Linked DNA regions of Homo sapiens: all the other regions are linked to region 1. The links are chromatin loops, found by intact Hi-C in ENCODE. Cell type or tissue: PC-9. All regions are shown on one strand. Region 1 has its middle 76 kb from the start of NDUFS5. Region 2 has its middle 30 kb from the start of PABPC4. Region 3 overlaps MACF1 (microtubule actin crosslinking factor 1). Region 4 has its middle 45 kb from the start of MACF1. Region 5 has its middle 12 kb from the start of MACF1. Region 6 overlaps MACF1 (microtubule actin crosslinking factor 1). Region 7 overlaps MACF1 (microtubule actin crosslinking factor 1).

Region 1 (4,000 bases):
CTGTGACAGCCATCTGAACAGAGAGACAGAGATCAAAAGGGAGAAATGTGGGAACCTGAGACGGAACCAGGACTGTTAGGGAACAAAGAAAGGACTCTGGAGCATAGCTGGTCAGGGAAGAAAAGGGGAAGCCAATTATTCTTTGTCATCAGGGGAAAGGAAAGAGTAAAGAAAGGAAACTGGAAAATATGGGTAGGGATTTATTAGGGGCCATTTTGAGGACAGAGCTCCCAACATCATTTGATCCAACATTCGGTTGTGTATCATTCAATCCCAATATTCATGGAGTGCGCTGGAGCCATGAGCAGTGAATGAAGAACTCTGGTCAATGTAGGTGACACGTTGTGCCCGCCACCCCCCATTTAGCAGTTATCCTCCCCTGTTAGCTTGATTTTTCAGGAGGTCTGGAGAGGTGGTTGTGGGTAAGAAGTTACACTGGCTGATCTCACAATAAGGGCACATTAGCAAGTAAAAAAAGAATTCATGCAACACTGAGCAACCAAAATTGGGACTTGGGCTTCCATTCCAGTTCCCATTCTCAAGAGTTTGAAGGAGAAACTTCTTAACCCCAGGCTAGGGAAGGTGTCTTTGTACCTTGTGAGTAGTGCCAAGTATTTTGGTCAATGCTCAGCACATTGGTAACAAGTAAAACAAATGACGCTTTTCGCTAATAGGTGCATGCTGGTTGTTTCCACACCACACCCTGATCAGAAATCAGGTGAGCAAGTCATTAATCATATCTTTTCCCATCAAGTTTTGCTGGCCTGCCCAAGTTGTGGGCATGAAGATCATGCAGGGAAGGGCCTGAAAGAGGACAGGGAGGATCCTTAGACAAATGCTCATTTCCTTCCAGTTTAATCCTCCGTGCTAAAACAAACAAACAAACAAAACTAGTTCTCAGTTTGGTGTCAGCTGCTAATGAGCTCAGTTTACAAAAAGAAGGGGAATAAGTTTGAAGTATATGCATTTTTCAGTAAAAGGCTTTTAGCGGAAAATGCAGGATGAGTTGCTGATTGATGGCACAAGCACATTTTTCGTAAACAGCAGAGAATATAGAAATGCTAACTCTGGGGATCTTGACTGTGTCAGTGCTGAGTCATCTGCATTTCCCATATTATTTTATACCAGCAGGCCTAAGAAGGCCCAGACAGAAATCACGCATACAAACACCTCCACACAGACATCTCACCCCCACACAGACATCTGCCTCCTTATGTCCATTACACTACATAGAAAAGTCCCTCCATTCCCACCTGGGGCTGCTACACGCGCCACTTTGTGAGCAGGTTCCTCAAGATGTGTGACTGATGCTTGCCAAAGGTGAAGAAAGAACAGGGGCAAAAAGGGGAAGAGTCCGCTGTGAGAATCAGAGAAGACCTGGGGGCGTTGCAGGGAGAAGGCAAGGGGTTGAGATTCCTTTTAAGAAACACACAAATCAAAGAAGAAACTTCTGCTTTAGGTTGTGGCTAGAGAGCTTCTCTAAGACTCAAATTGCTTTCTTGACAAAATTTGCATTTAAATGCTCCCAGGAGATTTTGAAATAATGCATTCTTCTAATGAATGGAAAGTGGGGAAGTCCACATGTTTGGCTGATGTTCCTGTTTTATACAGAGAAAATTTTACAAGGCTAGAGGAACAAAGCGGCTGCCAGGGGGGATGGGAAGAAGGAAGTCTATGAAGGGGAGGTTTTTCGCTTCTTTCAAGCAACAGTCTAAATTTATAGCCAGACCACACAGTCGCAAAAGCTCTGAGGCTTTCTCCTTTTGGTCTTTGATTTTCTTTTGCTCCTGATGGGTGAGACTGCTGCTGCATTTCTAAGAAGGCTGCAATGGGGGAAGCAGAAGGATGTACTCGGAAGGGCATCTAGTGGAAGAGAAGAGTAATACAAGGAAATTAATGCCCTTTATCCTTGGTGTCCTCCCAATTAAAGCCTCATCAAATACCCCTATCCCTAAAGCCCTGCCACTTTCTATTTCTTTCAGCGCCTCTAATGTGTTATCTCGCCTCAGGGCCATCCAACCGACTTTCCTCCCAGATTATAACCCTTCATCACTCTCCTTTGGCCTGGCTCACTCCTACCCATGCTTCTGCTGAAACTCCCCAGGGGAAAGCCTTCCTTGACCCCCCCCCCGCCTCCAATTAATAGGTCCTCCTCTACCCTTTGGTAATACTCATCACACTTGAAGTTATGGTACAGTGTCTCTCATCCTTACTAAATCGTAAGCTCCCTGAGGGCTGAGACTGTTTGTCGTCTAATTCACCACAGGATCCTTAGCACCTAGCAACTGATCTGGCACATATAGGGCACTCATTAACTATTTCGTCTTTCTTTTCTTTTCTTTCTCTCTCTCTTTCTCTCTCTCTCTCTCTCTTTCTTTTTCTTCTTTTTTTTTGACGGAGTCTCGCTGTCGCCCAGGCTGGAGTGCAGTGGCGCGATCTCGGCTTACTGCAGGCTCCGCCCCCCGGGGTTCACGCCATTCTCCTGCCTCAGCCTCCCGAGTAGCTGGGACTACAGGCGCCCGCCACCTCGCCCGGCTAATTTTTTGTATTTTTAGTAGAGACGGGGTTTCACTGTGTTAGCCAGGATGGTCTCGATCTCCTGACCTCGTGATCCGCCCGCATCGGCCTTCCAAAGTGCTGGGATTACAGGCGCGAGCCACCGCGCCCAGCCTCTTTCTTTCTCTCTCTCTTTTCTTTCTTTCCCTCCCTCCCTCCCTTTCTTTCTTTCCTTTCTTTTTTGAGATGGAGTCTCGCTCTGTCACCACCCAGGCTGGAGTGCAGTGGCGTGATCTCGGCTCACTGCAACCTCCACCTCCCGGGTTCACGCCATTCTCCTGCCTCAGCCTCCCGAGTAGGTGGGACTACAGGCGCCCGCCACCATGCCCAGCTAATTTTTTTTATTTTTAGTAGAGAAAGGGTTTCACTGTGTTAGCCAGGATGGTCTCCATCTCCTGACCTCGTGAACCACCCACCTTGGCCTCCCAAAGTGCTGGGATTACAGGAGTGAGCCACCGCACCCAGCCAACTATTTCTTTAATGCTATGCATAGTGGCTCACACCTGTAATCCCAACACTTTGGGAGGCCGAGGCCAGAGGATTGCTTGAGCCCAGGAGTTCACGACCAGCCTGGGCAACATGGCAAAATTCGGTCTCTAAAAATATACATATACACACACATATATATATATATACATATTTTTTTTTTTTTTGAGACAGAGTCTGGCTCTGTCACCCAGGCTGGAGTGCAATGGTGTGATCTCGGCTCACTGCAACCTCCACCTCCTGGGTTCAAGTGATTCTCCTGCCTCAGCCTCTCAAGTAGCTGGGATTACAGGCGCCTGCCACCATGCCCAGCTAATTTTTGTATTTTTAGTAGAGATGGGGTTTCACCTTGTTGGCCAGGCTAGTCTTGAAGTCCTGACCTCAGGTAATCCATCCACCTCGGCTTCCCAAAGTGCTGGGATTACAGGCGTGAGCCACCGCACCTGGCCAACTATTTCTTTAATGCTATGCATGGTGGCTCACACCTGTAATTCCAACAATTTGGGAGGCCGAGGCAGGAGGATCGCTTGAGCCCAGGAGTTCAAGACCAGCCTGGGTAACATGGCAAAATTTGGTCTCTAAAAATATACATACACACACACACACACGCGCGCGTGCATTTGTATATTTGTTTACTTTATTTAATTTAATTTAATTTATTTATTTATTTGCAACGGAGTCTCACTCTGTCACCCAGGCTAGAGTGCAATGGCGCAGTCTGGGCTCACTGCAACCTCCACCTCCTGAGTTCAAGCCATTCTCCTGCCTCAGCCTCTCGAGTAGCTGGGATTACAGGCGCCTGCCACCACCCCCGGCTAATTTTTGTATTTTTCGTAGAGATGGGGTTTCACCTTGTTGGCCAGGCTAGTCTCAAACTCCTGACCTCAGGTAATCTGCCCACCTCAGCCTCCCAAAGTTCTGGGATTACAGGCATGAGCCACCGCACCCGGCCTAAATT
Region 2 (4,000 bases), 500 kb before region 1:
ACACTTTTAATGTATCATTTCATTTTTGCAATAATTTTACAAGGTAAGTTCTAATATCCCCATACACAGATCAGACAATTGAGGCACAGATCACTTATGGTGCTAGCTAGTATGTGAAAGAGCCAGAATTTTAATCCAAATGGTCTGACTCCAGAGACTGAATTCTTAGCCACTCTGTTATGCTGCTTTCCATGAGTGAATGAATTTTTTTTTTTTTTTTTGAGACGGAGTCTTGTCCTGTTTCCCAGGCTAGAGTGCGGTGGCGCGATCTCCGCTCACTGCAAGCTCCAGCTCCCGGGTTCACGCCATTCTCCTGCCTCAGCCTCCCGAGTAGCTGGGACTACAGGCTCCAGCCACCACGCCCGGCTAATTTTTTGTATTTTTTAGTAGAGATGGGGTTTCACCATGTTAGCCAGGATGGTCTTGATATCCTGACCTCGTGATCCGCCTGCTTCGACTGCCCGAAGTGCTGGGATTACGGGCGTGAGCCACCGCGCCCGGCCAAATTTTTTTTAAAAAGAATGAAAGAAGAATAATTGATTTGTACCCACACCAGAAACCATGAAATTTGGAGTCAGAAAAACCTAGGTTAACATTCCAGATTTGCTGTGTACTGGAATATATGATTTGGACAACTTTCTTTTCTCTCTCTCTTTAATTTTTATTTTTTCACACAAGGTCTCACTCTGTTGCCCAGGATGGAGTGGGAGTGCAGTGGCATGATCTCGGCTCACTGCAGCCTTCACCTCCAGAGCTCAAGAGATCCTCCTGCCTCAGCCTCCTGAATAGCTGGGACTACAAGTGTGCGCGCCAGGAGGCCCAGCTAATTTTATTTTTTTGTAGAGATGGGGTCTCCCTATGTTGGCCAGGCTGGTCTCAAATTTCTGGGCTCAAGCAATCCTCCCACCTCGGCCTCCCAAAGTGCTAAGATTACAAGCATGAGCCACCACACCTGGCCTGAACAAGTTTCTTAGATTTTTTTTTTTTTTTTTTTTTTTTTTGAGACGGAGTCTTGTTCTGTGGCCCAGGCTGGAGTGCGTTGGTGCAATCTCGGCTCACTGCAACTTCCGCTTTCCCGGTTCACGCCATTCTCCTGCTTCAGCCTCCCGAGTAGCTGGGAGTACAGGCGCCTGCCACCATGCCTGGCTAATTTTTTGTGTGTTTTTAGTAGAGATGGGGTTTCACCATGTTAGCCAGGATGGTCTCGATCTTCTGACCTCGTGATCCGCCCACCTCGGCCTCCCAAAGTGCTGGGATTACAGGCATGAGCCACCGTGCCCGACCAAGTTTCTTAGATTCTTGAAGTCTGAAGTTCCTAAGGACAGAGAAGGGGGAAAAAAATCGACCTTTTTTTTTCTTTTTTTTTTTTTTTTCATTTGAGACGGAGTCTTGCTCTGTCGCCCAGGCTGGAGTGAAGGGGCGTGATCTCGGCTCACTGCAACCTCTGCCTCCCGGGTTCAAAACGTTCTCCGGTCTCGGTCTCCCGAGTAGCTGGGTATTACAGGTGCCCACCATCATGCCTGGGTAATTGTTGTATTTTTAATAGAGACGAGGTTTCGCCATGTTAGCCAGGCTGGTCTCAAACTCCTGAGCTCAGGTGATCTGCCCGCCTCGGCCTCCCAAAGTGGTGGGATTACAGGCATGAGTCACCACGCCCGGGCAAAAAAAAAAAAAAAAAATCTACCTTTTTTTTTTTTTTTTTTGAGACGGAGTCTCGCTCTGTCGCCCAGGCTGGAGTGCACTGGCTCGATCTCGGCTCACTGCAAGCTCCGCCTCCCGGGTTCACGCCATTCTCCTGCCTCAGCCTCCCAAGTAGCTGGGACTACAGGCGCCCGCCACTACGCCCGGCTAATTTTTTGTATTTTTAGTAGAGACGGGGTTTCACCGTTTTAGCCGGGATGGTCTCGATCTCCTGACCTCGTGATCCGCCCGCCTCGGCCTCCCAAAGTGCTGGGATTACAGGCAAAAATCTACCTTTTAATCCACCATACGTTAGCTTCTTTAAAGCCCTTTTGTCACACTGGATCCGGTTTTATAAGCCATTACTGCCCTCTAGTGGTCAGTTGGAATAACGGCATAACTGCTATGATAAATACAAACTCCCCAAATGGTGTCGCCCAAAGGCTAGTAGTTTCTACAGATAAAACAGCCCATCGTTTTTTAGTCTCCTGGATGCTGTTAGTCTTCAAGGACTAAGATCAGGGTTTCTCCAAAGGAGCCAGGGAGGATCATCCCATGTAGGCCCTTGTAGGAGAGAATGGCTCCAGGGGAATTACCCTGATGAAAAATACGTCACCCACACTTCCACACCCAAACAAATGAGCAAAGGATAACAGGCTTGTTGGGACTCACAGCTCAGTTGTCCAGACCTTCAAAGAATATATTCTCACTATGTGATTCATTTTATGTGTCAACTTGACTGAGTCATGGACTGCTCGGTTTATTTGGTCAAACATTGTGAGTGTATCTGTGAGGCTGTTTTTGGATGGGATTAACACTTGACTGAATAAAGCAAACTGCATGCCCCCATGTGGGTGGCCCTCATCCAGTCAGACCTGAATAGAACAAAAAGGCCACCCCTCCCTCAAGTAAGAGGCAATGTCTCCTGCCTGACCGTATGAGCTGGGACATGGGTCTTTTCCATTCTATAGATTTGAACTGAAACATTGGCTTTTCTTGGATCTCAAGCCAGTAGACTTTCAGACTGGAACACACATTGGCTCTCCTGGGTCTCCAGCTTGCTAACTGCAGATCTTGGGACTTCTCAACCTTCATAATCACATAAGCCAGTTTCTCATAATAAATAAATGGGTCCTGGCCGGGTGCAGTGGCTCACGCTTGTAATCCCAGCACTTTGGGAGGCCAAGGTGGGCGGATGACAAGGTCACGAGTTCAAGACCAGCCTGGGCAATATGATGAAACCCAGTCTCTACTAAAAATACAAAAATTAGCTGGGCCTGGTGGCAGGCGCCTGTAGTCCCAGCTACTCGGGAGGCTGAGGCAAGAGAATCGCTTGAACCCGGGAGGTGGAGATTGCAGTGAGCCAAGATTGTGCCACTGAACTCCAGCCTGGGCGACAGAGCGAGACTCCATCTCAAAAAAAAAATAAATAAATAAAAATAAGTCCTGTTGGTTCTGTTTCTCTGGAGAGCCCTAATACATTTTTTTTTTTTTCGAGACAGGCTCTTGCTCTGTCACCCAGGCTGGAGTCCAGTGGCGCTATCTCGGCTCACTGCAACCTCCGCCTCCCGGGATCAAGAGAATCTCGTGCCTCAGCTTCCAAAGTAGCTGGGACTAAAAGCATGTGCCATCACACCCAACTAATTTTTGTATTTTTGGTATTGATGGGGTTTCACCACGTTGGCCAGGCTGGTCTCAAATTCCTGACCTCAAATGATCTGCCCGCCTCGGCCTCCCAAAATGCTGGGATTACAGGCGTAAGCCACCACGCCGAGCCCTGACTAATACATTCTGTTTTATACAAACTGTTTTTACTGGGTGGAAAAGAAGGGAAAACTGCCTAACTTGTTTTGTAATACTAGTATGCCCTTGTCATCAGCCCACGACAGGGCAATTAAAGGTAAGAACATTTTAGAACAAGCTTAGTTACGGTTATAGATACAAACATCCTAAATAATAAAACAGAATCCATATGACATCTAAATTAGAAGCAAATATGTAGTAGAGTTTAGCCAAAAATGCAAGGATAGGTTAACAACAGGGAAAGAATTCCTGTTCTGAACCTTAATACATTAAAAGATAAAAAGTATATAATCACTTAAATAAATAATCATTTGATGAATTCATTCATTTTTCAAATCTTAGCAAATTAGGATTAGTAGGATAATACCTTAACCCTATAAAGGATATTTGCCAAATTCCTAAACATCAAATTCAACGGTGAAACTCTAGCATTCCCATAAAAGTTAAAAATATGAATGCCCTTTATTCAAAATTTGATGGGCATTTCTAGCTAATGTAATAAATATAATAGAAATCA
Region 3 (4,000 bases), 160 kb before region 1:
TTGAAAGGAAAAAAGCAACCCCCCAAAACTGAAAGCAAATAAAAACAAATGAACCTTAATTGTGTATTGAATTTGTGGCTTAACAACAATAGAGAGAAATTATTTCAAGTGACTTCAAAGTAATCATACTGCTAACAATAACATTCATATTGTCACTTGGATTCATATATATTACAAATAATATATATGATTTTACAGATCTCTGTGTGTGTAGGAAAAGAGTAAGTAACCACATTACTGTTGTTAAGATCAAGATTTTCAGTATAAGAAAAAAAATGATATAAAGTCAAAGAGGTTAAACAAAACCCTGCAATCCTAAATTTGAATTAGAAATATCAGTAAAAATTCATGGGGTTTTTTGTTTGTTTGTTGTTGTTGTTGTTGTTTTTAGAGATAATACAAGTATTGCCTAGCTCTGCCCACAGAAAAAGCCTAGAAATGATGGGCAACCAGCCGCGTGTGGTGGCTCACGCCTGTAATCCCAGCACTTTGAGAAGCTGAGGCAGGTGGATCACCTGAGGTCAGGAGCTCGAGACCAGCCTGGCCAACAACCCTGTCTCTACTAATAATAAAAAAATTAGCTGAGCGTGGTGGCACACGCCTGTAATCCCAGCTACTTGGGAGGCTGAGGCAGGAGAATCGCTTGAACCTGGGAGGCAGAGGTTTTGGTAAGCCGAGATGGTGCCATTGCACTCCAGCCTGTGCAACAAGAGCGAAATCTGCTTCAAAAAAAAAAAAAAAGAAAAGAAAAAGAAAGAAATAATGGGCAACCTAGGAGCATTCAGACTGTGGTCAATAAATAGAGAACCAGTTCCTAGGGGAGATTAAGAATTTCAGGCCTGGGACAGAAAATATAAAAAAAGAGTCTGGAATACCTCATCGCACAAGAAATAAAGGAAATTATCAAAGACCACTGTGGTCATGCCAAAGGACTCAGAGTCAACTTGAAAGCCTCTTTACAGCCAAAGATGGAGCTATTTGATTTTATTAAAAAGAATAATAACTGTATTTGATTGGAACATTAAGTCTGCTTAAAAATCCACAAGTCACAGTGATACTAAAAAAAAAATGGTGAACAAAGGAACTATTATTGGTCACCTTTGGAGAATCTTAGCGAACCAACTAATTATTCTGAAAACTAGTAAACAGAAAGAAATGAAATTTTTAAATGCTTCAAGGAAATGTTTCTTCTGGCCGGGCACGGTGGCTCACGCCTGTAATCCAACACTTTGGGAGGCTGAGGCAGGTGGATCACCTGAGGTTGGAAGTTTGAGACCAGCCTGACCAACATGGAGAAACCCTGTACTAAAAATACAAAATTAGCCGGGTGTAGTGGTGCATGCCAGTAATCCCAGTTACTCGGAAGGCTGAAGCAGGAGAATCTCTTGAACCCGGGAGGCAGAGGTTGCGGTGAACGGAGATTGCACCATTGCACTCTAGCCCGGGCAACAAGAGCGAAATTCCGTCTCAAAAAACAAAAAAAGAAAGAAAGAAAAAGAAAAAGAAAAAAGAAAAGAAAATGTTTTCTCTATTTAAACATTTGTTATGGCCTGGTACGGTGGCTCACGCCTGTAATCCCAACACTTTGGGAGACCGAGGTGGGTGGATCACCTGAGAGCAGGAGTTCGAGACTAGCCTGGCCAACATGGTGAAACTCTATCTCTACTAAAAACATATAAATTAGCCAGGCATGTTGGCAGGTGCCTGTAATCCCAGCTACTTGGGAGGCTGAGGCAGGAGAATCTCTTGAACCCAGGAGGCGGAGGTTGCAGTGAGCCAAGAACACATCATTGCAATCCAAGAGCAAAACTCGGTCAAAAAAAAAGGAAATTAATTTAGTTGTAGTAGTTGGGGTGAATAGAGACAGTGAATAAATTCTCCTTACCTCCCACCTATGAGACAAACATTGGGCACTCACAGTGAGGGCAGGTTTGTGACCAAAAAACAAACAAATTTCTCTAAAAGCTCCTCTGTTCATAAGAGTTCCAAAGGGATAACTGTAGTCCTCCATGAAAGCTCAACAAAGTTTCCCATCCTGCCAGACAGAGCACACCTACCAAGTTCATGTTCCTGGTTATCCCTATGCCCAAAGCTTGCCTGAGGATACCCTGTGGTTCCACAAAAATACATTACCACCACACAATCCTAGCCCTGTCCATGCTGGTGACTGCCAGCATTGCTTCCAAACTAGAGCCTCAAGAAACAAGCCTAAGCACTCAGATTTTTCTCTCAGGAATTCGGGGACACCTGTTGTTCTATCTTTAACCAGCAGGTAGCGCCAACTCCCCAGCTAGGATGTCACCTTGGCCTCATCCCTGAAGTCGGCACCCTGCCTTCTATTCCCACTAGCTATCAGCCTCTAATCCATCAGCCTCATGTGCAGCAACTGTGTATCAGAGAGAGCTGTCTGAGAAATAGCTTTGTTTGGCTGACCTAAAAGGGATGTAAAAGAACAGCCTTTTTATAAAAATAGGGCTGTACTTTTCCAATAGCAATTCAGATCTAAAAAGGATTTGCCTTCTTAGGAAGAGGAAGGCCATGTGACCATGTGAATATTCTTCAAGATGCTCTTGGGTGTGATGGCCGCTGCAAGGTTGTGCTTGCCAGCACATATACAAACCCAGATACTAAAGTATTCTAATTAACGAGGCTTGTTTAAAGGTTATTAGAGATGAGAAAAAGTCTACATTAGAGCAGGACTATGAACCTTCACTCCACCATTCTAAAGCATCAACACCAACAGCTTTTCTCAACCCTCATATTCTGAGTCCTTCAAGAGCCTCATTTTGATTCAGCTGAGCAAACAGACCTCTAATAACCAGACTGCTGAGGACAGGGCCAAACCACAAATGGGTAAAAAAATCCCTCCATTTAATTAAGCAAATAATTAGGAAGTTTTGCGTTTACGATACAACAGCTTGTCTGCAGATCAATCTTAATTTTCCTTTCCAACTCCCATCCACCTTTGTTCACTGACAAATAGAGAGAAGGAAGGCTCAATGCTGTCTGTGGAAGGCAGTGCAACTTTCTAGGCCATGTCCAAACAAAGCAACAGGAATTCCAAACTTCACATGCCCTACCTGGAAATGCAAAATAATGGTCCAGATCAGACCCAGGGTCAACTTGGGGTTGCCATCTGTGATGTCATCATTGCGAATATTCACTAGTTTCACCTGAAAAAGAAATAAAAGCACGGCTCAGAGCTCTAGGACTTTTTGTTTTGATTAAATTTTTGCATCACTTCATTATTGATTTACAGTTAAACTGATTTCTTTTTTGGTGTACAGTTCTATGAGTTTTAACACATGTATAGATTCATGCAACTACCACCACAAAACAGTTTCATCACCCCAAAAAGGTCCCTTGTGCTGGCCCCCTCCTTGTAATCAAACCCTACTCTCACCCCTAATTCCTGACAACCACTGATCTGATCCTGATTCCTTGTTTTGCTTTTTCCAGAGTGTTGGATAAATGGGATCATGCAGCATGCAAGATTTTGAAACTGCCGGCCAGACGCGATGGCTCACGCCTGTAATCCCAGCACTTTGGGAGGCTGAGACAGGCGGATCACGAGGTCAGGAGATCGAGACCATCCTGGCTAACACGGTGAAACCCCGTCTCTGCTAAAAATACAAAAAATTAGCCGGGCATGGTGGCGGGTGCCTGTAGTCCCAGCTACTCAGTAGGCTGAGGCAGGAGAATGGCGTGAACCTGGGAGGTAGAGCTTGCAGTGAGCAGAGATTGTGCCACTGCACTCCAGCCTGGGCGACAGAGTGAGACTCCGTCTCAAAAAAAAAGAAACTGTCTTTTTATTTCACTCGGCATAATGCCCTTGAGATCCCTATCCAAGCTGTTGCATGAATCAACAGTTTGCTCCTTTTGATCGCTGAGTAGTATTCCATTATAGAGATATGCTACTCTTTGTTCACCCATTCATCCATCGAAGGATATGTGAATTATTTCTAGATTTTGGCAATTATGAATATTCATGTGCAGGTTT
Region 4 (4,000 bases), 57 kb before region 1:
ATATTGGCCAGCCTGGTCTCAAACTCCTGACGTTGTGATCCGCCCGCCTCAGCCTCCTGAAGTGCTAGGATTACAGGTGTGAGCCACCGTGCCCAGCCACCGGCTAGTTTTTGTATTGTTTTTTTGTTTGTTTGCTTGTTTTTAGAGACAGGGTTTTGCTACTGTTGCCCAGGATGGTCTCAAACTCCTAGCCTCAACTGATCCTCCTGCCTCAGCTTCCCAAAGCACTGGGATTACAGTCATGAGACACTGCACCTGGCCATTATATTTCTGTTTTAAAAGTCAGTTATCTCATAGTCCTATCATAAATTTTTCTTAGTAAAGGCTAGTGAACCACTTTCTCACCACTCTACTTCACCTACCTCTCTGCTTCCCTAATTAATCCCTAATTACCTACTTATCCCAGTCATGGCACAGGTCTGGACTCTGCCAAAAATCAGGACTCGGGCCAATAGTTCAGCCTGTCATACCCATGAGAGAGGTCCATCTGGCCAGAAATCACCCCAATAACTAAGGTTTTTGACAGGCTTGAGAAATATAAGTTAAAGCCCTCCAGAAAAAGCACGAGCAGTGGAAAATATTGCACCCCAATTCTGGATCAAAACACCAAAAATTCATAGGAATTTGGGGATCAGAACTTCAAAAACTTGTACAATGTCTCTATTCTCCCACTGGATTCCCTTCAACAGTTACCCACTAGATGGAGGAATGTCTACAAGCTGAACCATGCCAAGAAAAGCAACAGTCAGTAACTAAATGAAGAGGGGAGCCAATTACCTCTTTCCATCAGCCCTTCTGGAATACACAAAGATATTAAGTGAAAAGAAGAAGGGAAGTAACCATTCACCTTAATCAGGGGGCACAGTGGGTGAAACTCAACCCACAGGAGGATTTGACAAAGGCAATGGTTTGTATCTAACTCTCTGCCTGGCAGCCCAGAATTGGGGGAATAGTTGTCTAAGACCTATAGCAACATTCCAAAAAATGATAAGGACTAAACCAAAAAAACTACATGTCCTCTTTCCAGGAACTTCTCCCACCTGAAAAAGACTCAGGTTGCAGGAGCAAAGAAGAGTTTAAATCTGATCCTTTCTTTGGGTCAACAAGAGAAACTGCTATATATTGTATGTTTTATGCTATAAAGACTATTATACAGTGTATATAAGTGAATGAAGCAAACAATAGTGAATGAAAGATTAGAAAACAGAACTCCATTCAAGGTGAGTAGTAGTGTGGAGAGAAAAGATCTATTACCTTCACTCTAAAGCCCCATACTACAGCTCTTTGTCTCAGAGAGGAAGGTGCATTTACACATATGCTTAGTCAGATGTGGGTATTCTTCCCTTCTTCACATGGTCTCTAGCACCAGAGAGCAGCACTCTTCTCACTCCAGACTCTGGGGCTCTTTGCTGTGTTATTTGGGTTCTGTACCTCTAAGATGAACTCAGAGTGATCCTTCCACCTCAGCTTCCCAAGTAGTTAAGGGTACAGGTGCATATCACCATGCCCAGCTAATTTTTTAACATTTCTGTAGAGATGGGGGTCTCATTATGTTGCCCAGGCTGGTCTAGAACTCCTGGGTTCAAGCGATCCTCCCATCTCAGCCTCCCAAAGTGTTGGGATTACGAGTGCGAGCCACCATGCCCGACCTGTATATCCCTTTATAGCATACAAAGCTCTCCATATATATTTCTTAGAACCAGAGTTCTTCAACAGATAGTGAAAGAAAGTAAAACATCTACATACCCTGGCAAGAAGGGAGTACAGATCTCCTGCCCACACCCTGTCTGCCACTTTCCTCATCCCTGAAAAAACCCAGTTTACTCCTTTCCTCCCTCTACCCCCTCCCACTCTCTCCACACCCCATGGTTGCTCTGGGTCCAGAATCCTAACTACTGATGAAAGAAAAATGGTTTAAGCACCCTCCTCTGCAAATGGAAATAAAACCACTTATTAATTAGAGAAGGGAAAGTAAAAAGATTTCATTCATTTTTCTCTTTAATATCCAAAAAGAGTCCTACATCACATCTGAGTACATTCTTCTCATGTCTGGTCAGTGAAGAATTTGCCCATGATGCAAAGAAAACACTATTTCCTTTAAAACTTTAATAAAAAGCTTCCTCTTTCAAAGTCATTGTTTTACTCTTTACAAAGGCTTACTTTACAATGGGCTTACAAATAGCCCATCAACCTGCATTCCTCCCTCCACCCTCCTCCCCACTCCCAACTCCAGTTCTCTCCAAATGGGACTCTGACTCACTGTAGACACAAGCAACTGGAAAACCTGGCCCAAGAAACATAACTACACCTAGGTGAGGCTGCAGGGCCCTATGGCAAGAGCCCTCCACCCACACTGTCTGGCCACCTCAAAGAAAACAGGGAGTGCCCTGAGCCCTCTGAGCTCAAGAATACAGGGGACATTTCTTACTTGTCCGTTCAAGCAAGACAACAGGCTGTTGCTGAAGTACCTAAGGAGATTCTCTCCTACTCACTTAGGATTGCATTTACAAACTCTATCCCTTCTGTTTAATTGCCTAAACGCATAAAAAATAGGGCCAGCTCAGAGCAGGAGGGTTTTACAGACCCTATACAATACACACCATAATAAGTGCTCACACGATCAGCAAGGACAAAGGGTAGGGAGCCTGAAGCCTTGTAATACCTCTAAGGTTGTTGAGTCCCTCCAGGAACTTCTGATACTTGTAAGCGTTCATGCCCGGCCCAGTTGAGTTGGTTCACTGGCTGAAAGTAGGCACCATGGCACAGTGACAGCTGAGAAGTGAAAGCATGCAAACCGAATGATCTCTACTCCCGCTTCTACTAGCCCCCAAGAACTGGACTTTGACCACATTTACAAGTGACGTCACCAGAGAAGCCTCATTACATTACAGCCTTTTGAGCGCCCTCATTTGTTCCAGTGAGCGGAAATACCTCCCCAGGAGAGGCCAGCCCCTCCTTTGTGCAAATGAGCTACGGGACCACAACCGCCCCTGCCTGTCATCTGCCACCTCATCTGCCACCTTCTCTCTAGACCCCAGCCCAGGCTCCACTGGGATTACTGCTCCTCTTGCTTAAACTCTAGGGAGAGAAGCTTAAATGCTTTTCAGGACACCAGTCAGGGGCTCATTTAACATTTGAGAACAAAATCTTTAAAGGGCCATGCTCACCACAAGAATATCACCACAACAGGAGCTCTTGAGCAAATATTACATGGCAATGAGACAAGTTTTACAAAATAAACAATACTCTGTACTCTCCTTACAGCAGTCATGTTTACGGACTGGAATACAGCCACACAACAGAGGAGGCACTGCATATCAAGGCAGTTCAAGGCAAGGGGAGGGAAGAAGCAGAAACTGTCAAGCTCATTCCCTAACTGTTGAAAGCACAACCATTCAGGGAGACAGGACCCTCTCCATGGATACCTAGAGAGAAAATGCAGCCCAGATATCACCCACATATCCCCAACTCCAGGACACTATTTCACTCTGATTTGTTTCGGGGTTGCTTTAATGTGTCAGTCACTACTGCAAATTTCTTTCTACTGCTGGCCTCAAAAAGATGACCATCCCAATAGTCACAGGTTCTTAGGATAAGCTACCCATATTATAACTAAAGGGGGAAAATCCTGAAATTTCCACAGCATCTTTGTTGTAAGGAACTCAAAATGGCTCATCTGCATTATTAGACTCATCTTTGAAAGTATCTTGTGAAAATAATTGCAACTTTTCATTATCAGATGAGAAAACAGACAGAAGTCCAGCCTGAGCAACATGGCAAAACCCCGTCTCTACAAAAACTCCAAAAAATTAGCTGGGTGTGGTGGTACGTTCCTGCAGTCCCAGCTACTTGGGGAGCTGAGGATGAAGGATCGCTTGAACCTGGGAAGTTGAGGCTGCAGTGAGCCAAGATCACACCACTGCACTCTAGCCTTGGTGACAAAGTGAGGCCCTGTCTCAAAAAAAGAAAAAGTAAATAGACAGAGGTTAAGTAATCTGCC
Region 5 (4,000 bases), 90 kb before region 1:
TTCCACTTTTGGCTGGGCATGGTGGCTCACGCCTGTAATCCCAGCACATTAAAAGGCTGAGGCGGGGTGGATCACCTAAGGTCAGGAGTTCAAGACCAGCCTGGCCACCCGTCTCTACTAAAATTACAAAAATTAGCCGGGCATGGTGGCATGTGCCTGTAGTCTCAGCTACCTGGGAGGCTGAGTCAGAAGAATCCCTTGAGCCCGGGAGGTGGAGGCTGCAGTGAGCTGAGATCGCGCCACTGCACTCCAGCTTGGGAAACAGAACAAGACTCTATCACAAAAAAAAAAAAAAAAAAAAGAAAAGAAAAGAAAAGAAAAGAAAAGAAAAGAAATTCCACTTCTGGAAATCCCTCCGGATATGGATTCTGCCCAGGATCTAACTCTAGATGGCCTTCCTATCAAGCTCAGCAACTGAAGGTCTTACCCTTAAGAAAGAAAAGGGAAAGTAACACTAAAGAGGAGGGGCAGAAAATAAAGTGAGAGATGCTCTGGTACAGCACTTAGAAAACTCACTCTTGGCCAGGTGTGGTGGCGCATGCCTGTAATCCCAGCACTTTGGGAGGACGAGGTGGTTGGATCACCTGAGGTCAGGAGTTCGAGACCAGCCTGACCAATATGGTGAAACCCCATCTCTATTAAAAATACAAAATTACCCAGGAGTGCCTGTAATCCCAGCTACTTGGGAGGCTGAGGCAAGAGAATTGCCTGAACCCAGGAAGTGGAGGTTGCAGTGAGCTGAGATCATGCCACTGCACCCCAGCCTGGGCAACAACAGCGAAACTGTCTCAAAAAAAGAAAAAAAGAAAAAAGAAAACTCACTCTTAAACCCAAGTGCCTGCCTCTCTCTCTCTCTCTCTCCCTCTCTCTCTTACCAGGGCTGTAAATATAATTTGTGAGCCAAACCTATATTCAAATTCTGATTTCACAATCTCTAGTTGTGTATCTATGAACCAATTACTTAATCTCTTTAATCCATAGTTATCTCATGTCAAAAAGGGATAATAAAATTACCTCTTCACAGTGTTACAGTGAGGATTAAGTGAGAAAATGCATAATATATTTGGCACACAGTAAGCATTAACTATTTAAAAAGCATTAAACATTGACTCATTAATGCCAACTCTTGTTATTATGATTACCACACAAGAGACCTCCTAGCAGGGCATCAAGTCATCCTCAGTGGCAAATGCAAGAAGGTAAGTGAAAGTAATGTGTGGTATTGAACAGCTCAATGACTAAGTCAAATTAGGCTTCGACAGCATTGCTTCAAAAAGGGAAAGGACAAGAATATCTAGTCAACCTCAACAGCCATATTACCATTTTAAGTAATCTCTCTCTCTGGCATTTTGACCCTTTTCCCCAATGAAATAATATCTATCTAGTAAGCTTTTTCCAGGAAACTCTGGTAGCCAACATCTTAAAGAAATGGAGAAAAAAATGATACGAAGAAAAGAAGCCCTGTCTATGGGGACTGTTCCAGAATCTTGCCCAGGATTGTTATTTTTGTCCAGAAATATTCTTTTTTTTTTTAATTTTTGAGATGGAATTTCACTCTTGTTGCCCAGACTGTAGTGCAATGGCACAATCTCGGTTCACTGCAACCTCTGCCTCCCGGGTTTAAGCAATTCTCCTGCCTCAGCCTCCCAAGTAGCTGGGATTACAGGCATGCGCCACCATGCCCGTCTAATTTTTTTGTATTTTTGGTAGAGACGGGGTTTCACCATGTTGGCCAGGCTGGTCTCGAACTCCTGACCTCAGGTGATATCCACCCGCCTCGGGTTACAGGCATGAGCCACTGCGCTTCGCCCATAAAGTTCTTAATACAAGTTCACGCCTTTTGTTTCTGCTCTAATATTTTAAAAAACATAGTACTGAATATACAAAGATGTCACAATAGACAAGGAATCCAGCTCATTTATCACTAGATTAGTGTTTCTCTTATTGAGAGCCTAACCCTCAGTGACCCCTACTGGACAAAGATAGATAGACACAGAAGACTAAGTTTTTAAACAACAAAGAAAACTGTGTTGCTTTTATTCTGATGAAATTCTCACACATGGAACTTTCATTATACAAGTTCAAGCTTGTGTCAAAATCTATATACACCTGTAACATAGAAGGCAACAATGCTATGTCCAGTCAGCTCATTCCTTTTATGGGAAACATTATCACCATAAAGTTGGTTGGCTTCACGGCTGCCTCAACAGGATCGTCAGTATTTATGGTTTTGTGATGAGTCCTTATAGAGAAAATAGCAGACAGAAAAGGAGCAGTCACTGGCACACAACTCCTACCCCTCAGTACCTTGCAATTTTTCCATTCCCCGAGGTGACTCACTCTTAACACAGCCCAGACTACTTGCCAGCAGTCAGGGCCACTATGTGTGCCTGGTGAGTAATGCTTTCCCCAGCGTGCATCCTCCCAGCTGCCTCTGACTGAACAAGTCATAAAAGGAAATCTGGGTAACCATTTTTAAGTTTTTTGTTTTTTTCTTTTTTTGAGACAGAGTCTTGCTGTGTCGCCCAGGCTGGAGTGCAGTGGTGAGATATCGGCTCACTGCAATCTCCACTTCCCAGGTTCAAGCAATTCTTGTGCCTCAGTCTCCTGAGTAGCTGGGATTACAGGCATACACCACCACACCCAGCTAATTTTTGTATGTTTAATAGAAACGGAGTTTCACCATGTTGGCCAGGCTGGTCTCGAACTCCTGGCCTCAAGTGATCCACCTGCTTCGGCCTCCCAAAGTGCTGGGAGCCACCGTGCCTGGCCCAGTTTTAAGAACACATGTCCCATCCTAAACACAAGGATAGCTCCTCTCAGCTCCCTGCAGGGACTCAGAGTTGTAATGAATTCCCTCTAATGGCAGCCAGGTGGCAATGCAGAAACAGGCAAAGGCAGAAAAGCCAATGAGTATGATTAAGCCCTTACTCTCTAAAATCTGGGGACCACAGCTTCTACTTTGGATAAAACAAAAAGTAATGGGCATGAAGCAGAGCCATCTGCTATCACACAGCATCACACCCTGTGGCACAGCCCTGATGAAAAGCCCAATCTCAGAAGAAGGAGGCAGCCTCTTAAGTATCTGTCCATCCATCCTTAGGTGTCCCAAGTAGTGGATGAGGAAAACGACAGCATCTGTTTTTTTGATTAGTGACTGGCACATTAATTGAAAAATGGACAACAGTTGTAGTTAAACTTTCTCCCAATAGATGTTCCTGGAGTATCTAATCCTTCAGACATGAATCTATGGAGTTAGTGCAAACATTTTGGAAACAGCTGCCAAGAGCTAGGTAAGTGAGAGAAGTGGAGGAAGGTCTTTGACACAGACAATTTACTTCAAAGCTATCTTAAGCAATAATAATTCCTGATAAATTGTCAAACAGGAAAACTTTAAGTAGGACCCAACTGGGCCTGTACTTTACTGCTAGGTTAAAAAAAAAAAAAAAAAAAGAAAGAAAGAATCACCCCAAATACATCATATCCAGTGAATTTTTAAAATTTTCTTAAAAATCAGAGCACCTTCAATACAGTTGCCTACATTTTTTCCCTACCTATAATCCTTGGGTCTCTGATGCTCATATATGCCTGGGAAGAAAACTATTATCCAGCTTAGTTTTTGTTGTTGTTGTTTTGGGGTTTTTTTGTTTGTTTGTTTTTGAGACACAGTCTCACTCTGTCACTCAGGCTGGAGTGCAGTGGTGCGATCTCAGCTCACTGCAAACTCCACCTCCCAGGTTCAAGCGATTCTCGTGCCTCAGCCTCCCAAGTAGCTGGGATTACAGGCACACCACCACGCCCGGCTAATTTTTGTATTTTTAGTAGAGACGGGGTTTCGCCATGTTGGCCAACCCAGTCTCAAACTCCTGGCCTCAAGTGATCCACCTGCCTCGGCCTCCCAAAGTGCTGGAATTACAGGCCACCGCACCACCTCCAGCTCAGTTTTTGACAAAATCCAGAATACTCAAGATCCTGATTTTTATCAAAAAGAGAGAGAAAG
Region 6 (4,000 bases), 310 kb before region 1:
TCAGGCTCCTCTGGAGCATGCACTGTGGTAGCTGGGGTGACAGGCCCTTCTGGTGTACCATCCTCCTCTGTGATGGGTACTGTAATAGCTAAAGCAGCCCACTCTGGGGAGAACCCTGCGACAGCTGACATACCCTCCTGTGTGATGGCTGCTGCAACAGCTGGAGCAGTCTCCTCTGGGGAGGACACTGCAGCAACTGCAGCAGTCCCTTCAGGGACAGATACTGTAACAGCTGGGACAGTAGCCCTCTCTGGGGCTGATACTGCAGCAGCTGTGACATCCTCCTCCTCTAAGGAGACTATTGAAGCAACTAGGATGTCCTCATGTGGAAAGGGCACTAAAGCAGCAACTACAGCAGTTCCCTCTGGGGCAGGCACTGCAGCAATTGAGGTACCCTCCTCTGGGCTGGGCAGTGCAGCATCTAGGGCATCTTTGACAGTGGGTACTGCAGCAGTCCGGGAAGGTCTCTGGAGGACGGGTATCCATTCCTCTAAAACTGGTTCAGTATTACCAGCCTTGGTAACTTGTTTCTCTGGAAAAATATTTAGGAATGAATCTGAATCTCTCCTTTCCATCTCCCCTCCCTCTGATGATGCCACATTCAGCTCAGGCTTTGTATCATTCACAGTTTCCACTCCATCTGGATTAAGTCTCAGTTCTTCAACCAGCAGGTGCAGACTCAGAATCTCTGACTCTGGGGACTTCCTCTGGAGATCCTGGAAGACCTGCTCTGGGAAGTTTCTGTGGAAATGTGCTGGAGCTTGATCCTCCAAAAGTGTGGCTTGATAATCCAGCTCTTTTGCCTCACCATCCTCATCACAAACTTTCTCCACAGACAATTCACAAGTGACCACATTTCCCATTGATGTCAGACTGTTATTTTCTTGATTAACAGTTACATTCCCACTTTCCAAATGAATTTCATCTGTTAGTAAATTTGATTCATATAACACCTCTACTTCAGGTCCTGAGGTAACATCTGTTAGTTCATGATTAAAAGCAAAACTGAAGGTGACCCTCTCAATGCACTCCTCACCATTCCCCTCAGTTTGACTGCAGTCTCCCTGGGACAAACTGCCATTGTCTTTGGCCAGCTCAGAAGCAATGAAGCCTGATAATTTTTCTTCATGAGAAACCCTGTGATCAGAGTTCAGCAGTCCTCCTGGGTCCAGCTTTTCCAGTGAATCCAGATCAGCTGGCTGTCTGGACTTAAATTCTGCAGTCCTGGGGCTAAAAGGCACTTTTTCACATTCCTCCTTGCTAACAGTGGAAGTGTCTCTCATGATATCAACGTGGGCAATAAGTTCCACAGCATTAGGCACCTGAGAAGAATCCAGGGTATTAAAATATCCACAATCCAATCTAGTATCATAATCTTTTGCCCTTACATGTAAAAGGCCTAAATGCTGTTCCTTTTCTAAGGCAGCCCCTGAAAAATGACTAATTACGAGTAAATTTTCTGCATCCTGGGATGCAGCCAGCCCTTCAGAAGAGATTTGATTCTGTAGCTCAACTAGAGGAGTTACTCCTTCTTCACATAAACACTCCTTTTCAAGTTCAAGAAACATCTGCACTGAGTCTGTGTCAGAGAGCTGTTCTGCATCAATAGTACCCACAGTACATGCTGAATCTGAAACAAGTCCCTCTAACCCCTGAGCAGTTCTGTTTGCCACCTCACCGAGAATATCCTCACCTGTAAGAACACAATCGCAATCCAGGGGTATATCCTTGGGAACAGTAGCCAACTGGTCCTTGGCTGGCTGTGGGTCATCAGGGCAACAAATCTGACCAAGAGATAGGTGGCCAAAAGTCCTCAAGACAGCAGCTAAGCAATCGGATCCATCCTCCACCACTGCTGTGTTTGCTTGTTCTCTTTCTTCAAAAATATCTGCCAGGCTGTTCTTCTCATCTGCCATCAGAAAAGTCTTTTCCCTGTCTGACAGTTTCTCTTCCTCCCACTCTCCCTCAGCCTCCATCATAATCCATCGCTCATCCTCCTCAAACTTTAGCTCAGACTCTGTTTTCTCTCTCAGGCTGGGGGTTATGAGAACATGCAATTCTGGATCTAACAGCTCTTCACTCAGGCAAGGGGAGAGAGGTGGCATTTCCACAGTGCAGGCTGTGTCCCCAAGGGGGTGCTGCTTCTCACTGAAGCCTCCCTTAGCTAAACTTTTTGTGGCCCTCGGCCAGGTTGCACTTGAGAATCTGGATTCCTGCATTACATCTGTGTTACCACTTGTTGCTACAGCTTCTGATTCTACAGGCTGGAATTCATGAGGAGGGTTTGCACTGTGCTGCTGAAATCTAAAGTCCTGGCAGTCTCCACTTAAGTTTTTAAAATCTTGCACCTCTGGAATACCTATGGATTTGGACACATGTTCCAGAGTTACTGACTCTGACTGAGGTTCCCTGTGGTCCAAATGACCAGAACTTTCTGTTAATGCAGAACTGGACTCCTTCTTCTCTTGCAAGGAAGGATTTGAAGCACCAGCTTCTGAAACCTCACTGAGAGAAGCTTCTATCCTCTCTGCAAATTCTGGGAAGTTGGGTGGCATGAAGGACTTCCACGATCTCCTGTTAACATTGTCTTTGCGTTCTGCATTTGGCCGCCTTCTGGGTGGCACAGGTGCTGACTTCTGCACATCACTGCTTAGCTTTAGTGCATCAAATATTATCCTCTCATCCAGCTTCTTACCTTCTGGTGCTCTAGATTCAAAAACATTAGATGCTGCTCCTAATGTACCATTGCTGGATATAGTACTTCCTTCCATCTTTTCCATGGTGCTTTTTGAAGTCTGGTTAAGCTTTGACCCCTGGTCAATTTGCTCATTTATCCTCATCGTATCATATATAGACCGTTGTGGAACATAGCAGTCCTCTATGTAGCCATCCTCCTCCTCTCCTTTCCCCAGGCAGCTGGGGTTCCGCCTTAAACAGTCTGGTCTGCTGAGTGGCTTACCCATCCTTTTTCAATCAAGATGAACCATCAATCTTTCAAAAGTATTTTTCACAGGTTCCCCCCAAATGCATTCTACATAAGTTATAAATCCTTTTAGCTGTTCATACCCCAAACCACCAATTGCATCTGCCCTCCAGAAAGGCCTGGAAGTTCCGTTTTGAAACCATTCTGGGAGAAGCTCTAAGACAAACAGCTTTTTCCTCACAGGCTAGCAGCCTCATGGTTGACAGACGATATAATTTAAAATAATTCCTTGTATGGCTTATGGTTTAATTTTTTTTAAGAGCACTGCTCTTTCAAATACAGTCAACAAAAATCATCTGATATTGACGAGTCTTTTTCGATATCTAGTTCCACTCACTTCTCACCGAAGCAGAGTTGGGAGCAGCAAATTTATGCCGATTGTATCCTTTAATAACAATGGCACAGCCTCTCTAGTCTTCAAGTATGGCCCAAGCTCCTAAGAATTCCTTTCATTTTATCCTCAGTTCCAGCCCTGGAGAGTCCAGCTGGTCTGAATTAGCCATTCGTCCTCCCTAGCTGGGGTGTTTGCATTTGAACTGGGCTGGTCGGCGGATATTCCTGCAACTTTAAACACAGGAAGTCCTTCATTCGGGGCCAGCTTGGGGCTTCCTGTCTCCAAAACATCATGGCATTGTTGTGGCTCCCAGGCCAACCCTGCGCTGTAGCTGCAAAACAAGGCGAGCGGAGCCCCGCGCCAGGCCTTCGGAAAGGCAGGCGGGCGGGCGGGCAGCAGCAGCGGCCGCGGGTCTGTCGGAGGGGCTCGCTCAGCACGGCCCGCTTCCCCGCGCCATGCCGCGCGCCCCGAGGGCCAGGGTCGCCTCACCGCAGGCTGCAGGTGGCTCCCGGCCGCGCCAGCCTCAGGTCCCGCGCTCAGGAAGTTAGTTTGTCCCTCCGGCAGCTGAGTCCCGAGTGCTGTGGGCGCCGCCTCGCCCGCCGCCGCCAGTCCCCGGCCCGCAGCCGCCACGCCGTGGGCTGCATGACAAGCAGCCGCCTCTATTCTCCACCACGCCGCTGGCC
Region 7 (4,000 bases), 280 kb before region 1:
ACAGAGCAAGACTCTGTCTCCAAAAAAAAAAAAAAAAAAAAAAAAACACACAAAAACCAGAGACCTGAAGATACATTCACTGCTATTACAAAATCTGGTAATCTGAAATCTCAAGAAATCCTAAAAGGAAATTCTTAGAGTAAGAGATAAGACTTGGACATTTCTTTCTATATCCTTAATTGGTTATAAAGACTGAAATAAACTACAATAGAAAAATGCTCTGGCTGGGCGTGATGGCTCATGCCTGTAATCCCAACACTTTGGTAGGCTGAGGTGGGCGGATTGCCTGAGCTCAGGAGTTTGAGACCAGCCTGGGAGACATGGTGAAACCTCGTCTCTACAAAAAATACAAAAAATTAGCCGGGTATGGTGGCGCCTGTGGTCCCAGCTCCTTGGGAGACTGAAGTGGGAGGATCGCTTGAGCCTATGAGGTCGAGTCTGCAGTGAGCCGAGATCGCACCACTGCACTCCAGCCTGGGTGAGAGAGAGAGACCCTGTCTCAAAAAAAAAAAAAAAAAAAAAAAAGAAGAAGAAGAAGAAAAAGAAAAAGAAAAATGCTCAAACCAGTTTGCTCAGAAGTCCGAGAGACTATTTAGTCTTCAGACAGTGTGCTTTCATGGTGATGGAAGTGACAATAATAAAACTAGGGACAGAAGTTAAAATGTATACTTGACTGGTTTCCAAGTTACAAGCAAATAAATACATGTAAAAGAAAAAGAAAAACAAGGTTCAGACTTACTTTAAAATCTGCTAATTGTTGGTTGATGATTTCCACTTCGGTCCCCACTACCCACTGGAGGGCCTCTGCCTCCTCTGCTGCTGTGGTCGCGTCATTGAGTCCTTTCAATTTCCTGTAGAAGTCCTCTACACGGCCTAGTGTCAGTTCCAGCTGTTCCTGACGAGCTTTCCCCCTCTCTGTCAGTTTGCCACACTGTTTGTTCAGGGCTTCTAGCTCCCTTTTGAGACCTAACAAATCCAGAGTCCCCTCTTCTTCTAGCATATGTCGACACTCTGCTTCAGAGGCCTCTATGTCTAATTTGAGGACGTGAATTTTGTTAAGGAATAGCCGGACATCCTCGATTTGGGACTGGAGGCTATCAGTGTCTCTGCCAATAGCACCCATGCCATCTAGCTCATCATCCAGGTCTGCCAATTGAGAGAACATCTCTCGGACCCGGCAGTGAAACTGGCCAATCCCCTCCAGCTTGTTTTCCATCATCACACAACCACTGTTCACTCTTTGCTTAACTTCGAGGAACTCTTGCTGGGCGACCTCAGCTTGGTGGAGAAGTTGAGAAGCATCAGATCCATCTGGGGCATCTTCTACCAGACCCTGAGTAAAGTTCCTCAGATAGTCTACCTGAGGCTCTAGGGCCTGCAGCACTTCCTGTTGAGCTCTTAGCTTCTCCAGGTTCTTGTTGCTACAGGCTTGAGAACCCAGAGCATCAAAGATCTCAAGTTGGTGTTTGGCTCCTTCAACCTTCTTTTCAATATTCTTAAAGCTTTCCTGGAACTCCCTGAGCCTCTGAGTCATTTCTTCGAGTGACCCTGTTTTGGCCTGCAGCTCTTCTGTAACAGCATCCATGTTCTGGTTGATCCCAGCCTTCTCATCCCGGATTCCATCCTCATCTGCTTCTGAAGAATTGATCAGAATGTCAGCAGCACTATTCAATATTTCCAGCAGGGAGCGGCGCTTCTCCACCTCATTCAGCATAGCCTTTGATCTTAGGAGACTGGACTCTAGCTGCACTGGATCCAGAGTGACTCGCAACTCAGACATCTTAGCTTTACAATCTTCTATCCATGGCACAAGGTCTTCCACATGCCACTGATATTTCTGAGCTTTCTGCATACAATCCTTGAGCCTGGATTGTCTGTCTGCAGTTTTTTTACTAAGCTCTTCCCAATGGTTTTTGAGCTCAACCAACTGGTTTTGTAGAGTCCTTTTCTCTTCTCCAGGAGGTACAGAAAGAAGTAGAGATTCCCCTTCAGCCACAATCACCTCATAGGAGCCACTGTGTTGATTAAGACTTTTCTGAAACTCTTCATTCTCCTGTAGCTGAGACTGTAGCCGCTCCAATTTTGCAGAAATTGGGCAGTTTTTTGCTTGCTGGCTTTGTTTATCATCCAACCAGGTCCTCAACTCATCAAACATTTGCTGGAACTGCTGGGTGCTGGCAAGAGCTGCCTGGAGTCTGTTAATGCGATCGGCTGAAATGAGAAAATAAAATTGAAATCAATAAAGCCTGAACCCTGGCATTTAAAATGTTTGCTGAGAGTATACGGTCTAATCTTGGGGGAAGGGAACTAATGTTACTTGAGGGCCTACCAAAAAGAGGCATATAATTAGGCTCCTTCATGTACACTATCTTATTTAATCCTCGTATCAACCTTGTAAGGTGATCTAAGTAACAGAAGTAAACTTTGACTTCTAGCTGGTAAACGTGAAAGTCATAAACAGTTCCAGAAAAATAAATAATAAATTAATGGCACAATTTTTCTTCTACCAAGTTATCATAAGAAGTCCAGAAGCAGCCGGGTGCAGTGGCTCATGCCTGTAATCCCAGCACTTGGGGAGGCTGAGGTGGGAGGATCAGTTGAGCCCAGGAGTTCAAGACTAGCTTGGGCAACAAAGCAAGACCTCGTCTCTACTAAAAATAAAAATAATCACTGGGTGCGGTGGCTCACGCCTGTAATCCCAGCACTTTGGGAGGCCAAGGCGGGCAGATCACGAGGTCAAGAGTTCGAGACCAGCCTGGCCAACATGGTGAAACACCGTCTCTATTAAAAATACAAAAATTAGCCAGGCATGGTGGCACGTGCTTGTAGTCCCAGCTACTTGGGAGGCTGAGGCAGGAGGATTGCTTGAACCGAGGAGGCGGAGGTTGCAGTGATCCAAGATCGTGCCACTGCACTCCAGCTGGGGCAACAGAGTGAGACTCTGTCTCAAAAAAAAAAAAGAAAAAAAAATCAGCTGGGCATGGTGGCGTGTGTCTATAGTCCCAGCTACTTGGGAGGCTGAGGTGGGAGGTTCACTTGAGCCCAGGAGATTGAGGGTGCAGTGAGCCATGATCGCACTACTGTACTCCAGCCTGGGTGACAGAGCGAGACCGTGTGTGTGTGGTATGCATAATATTAAAAAAAAAAAAAAAGTGGGTATCAATGAGAGTATATGTGGAACTCCATTTATCAGTACATCTATGGGGATGAATCTCTACTTGCTGACTGAAATTTTATTAGAGCTTTTATCTTTAGGACTATGCTATGTAAACCTTCACATTTTTAAGTGTTCACTGTGTAACAACTACAACAGTTCTCACTGCAACTAGGAGAAGGAATTGGTTTAACACCATTCTGAGTCTACAAATTACGTAAGGGAATCCTAGAATCTTGGGACTACTCCTAACCCATTCCTTCTTTCTGCTTGCCTCTAATAATGGCAGAAGTATGTTCTTCACCCCAACTTACCTGCAAGGTCTTCTAAACCTTGGAGAGGCAGGGCAACTGTCTCCAAACGCTTCTTCAGTTCATCCTTGAGGTACTGCTCACCAATGAGCACTGAGAGTTCATCGCACAGTGTCTGAGCCTCCTTAACCTCGTGGTCTAACTGCTCCAAGTCAGATCGAATTTCACTGGTCTCTTCCAATTGCTGCTTTACAGCCTCTGGTTGGGTGCTGATAGCTGACTGGACACTCAGCCGTTGTCCAACTGCCCTCACCTTCTCTGATAAGTCCTGGAGCAGTTCCTGGTACTGGGTGCTCTTAACAATAGCTTGGTCAATTTGGCTGGAACGGGAGTTGAGTTTGTCAGTCAGCTCAACCCATTTCTGATTGATGCTCTGGAGTTCTTTCTGTACTTGGCTGGTGGACAGAGAGACATCTCCAGGGCCTGTTAGGATGCCCTGAGCTGCCTCATTCAGTTGCTCATGCTGTTGCCTGCGTGCTTCAAATTCCTTTAGCATAAACTGAAATAGAAATGACACCAAGATGTTTAGACAGGA

Evidence for each region. Hi-C counts contacts between places; a loop is a spot of excess contacts. Peaks named below come from ENCODE experiments on the same cell type or tissue, not always from the same donor. Only the 100,000 strongest peaks of a DNase experiment are listed, where the experiment ranks them.
Region 2: a loop joins it to region 1, with 19 times the contacts of the local background. A loop is called at or near these places in 6 of 110 quality-filtered maps.
Region 3: it touches region 1 in a loop (14-fold over the local background); 102 of 110 quality-filtered maps call a loop at or near these places.
Region 4: a loop joins it to region 1, with 5 times the contacts of the local background. A loop is called at or near these places in 16 of 110 quality-filtered maps.
Region 5: it touches region 1 in a loop (8-fold over the local background); 99 of 110 quality-filtered maps call a loop at or near these places.
Region 6: a loop joins it to region 1, with 8 times the contacts of the local background. A loop is called at or near these places in 34 of 110 quality-filtered maps.
Region 7: a loop joins it to region 1, with 12 times the contacts of the local background. A loop is called at or near these places in 13 of 110 quality-filtered maps.

Annotation. Positions count from the first base shown.
Region 1 is chr1:39,100,566-39,104,565 of GRCh38, reverse strand. It overlaps a transcript of MACF1 not described here. Among named protein-coding and RNA genes, the nearest start is that of NDUFS5, 76 kb to the right of the region's middle. RefSeq lists enhancers at 1,016-1,571, 1,685-1,794, 1,815-1,864. In PC-9, a CTCF peak has its summit at 1,845; DNase peaks (open chromatin) are centred at 665, 1,255 and 1,845; H3K4me3 peaks cover 796 bases; H3K27ac peaks cover 1,781 bases.
Region 2 is chr1:39,604,416-39,608,415 of GRCh38, reverse strand. No RefSeq gene overlaps it. Among named protein-coding and RNA genes, the nearest start is that of PABPC4, 30 kb to the right of the region's middle. In PC-9, a CTCF peak has its summit at 2,071 (motif pointing left); DNase peaks (open chromatin) are centred at 2,065 and 2,395; H3K27ac peaks cover 1,221 bases.
Region 3 is chr1:39,257,109-39,261,108 of GRCh38, reverse strand. MACF1 (microtubule actin crosslinking factor 1) reads right to left here. Exons shown (of 101, transcript NM_001394062.1): 6 at 3,081-3,173. Among named protein-coding and RNA genes, the nearest start is that of MACF1, 54 kb to the right of the region's middle. In PC-9, CTCF peaks have their summits at 2,086 and 2,286 (motif pointing right); a DNase peak (open chromatin) is centred at 2,258.
Region 4 is chr1:39,157,683-39,161,682 of GRCh38, reverse strand. It overlaps a transcript of MACF1 not described here. Among named protein-coding and RNA genes, the nearest start is that of MACF1, 45 kb to the left of the region's middle. In PC-9, no CTCF peak of the experiment used is centred here; a DNase peak (open chromatin) is centred at 2,252; H3K27ac peaks cover 1,850 bases.
Region 5 is chr1:39,190,653-39,194,652 of GRCh38, reverse strand. It overlaps a transcript of MACF1 not described here. Among named protein-coding and RNA genes, the nearest start is that of MACF1, 12 kb to the left of the region's middle. RefSeq lists an enhancer at 2,603-3,145. In PC-9, CTCF peaks have their summits at 1,961 (motif pointing left) and 2,849; DNase peaks (open chromatin) are centred at 1,982, 2,352 and 2,862; H3K4me3 peaks cover 985 bases; H3K27ac peaks cover 3,063 bases.
Region 6 is chr1:39,409,229-39,413,228 of GRCh38, reverse strand. The region is part of intron 58 of MACF1 (microtubule actin crosslinking factor 1); the gene reads right to left. Among named protein-coding and RNA genes, the nearest start is that of BMP8A, 80 kb to the left of the region's middle. RefSeq lists a silencer at 3,857-4,000. In PC-9, a CTCF peak has its summit at 2,093 (motif pointing right); a DNase peak (open chromatin) is centred at 2,188; H3K4me3 peaks cover 3,371 bases; H3K27ac peaks cover 531 bases.
Region 7 is chr1:39,385,398-39,389,397 of GRCh38, reverse strand. It overlaps MACF1 (microtubule actin crosslinking factor 1), which reads right to left. Exons shown (of 101, transcript NM_001394062.1): 57 at 3,469-3,964; 58 at 740-2,211. Among named protein-coding and RNA genes, the nearest start is that of BMP8A, 100 kb to the left of the region's middle. RefSeq lists an enhancer at 1,511-2,007. In PC-9, CTCF peaks have their summits at 1,452 and 1,658 (motif pointing right); a DNase peak (open chromatin) is centred at 1,787; H3K27ac peaks cover 1,577 bases.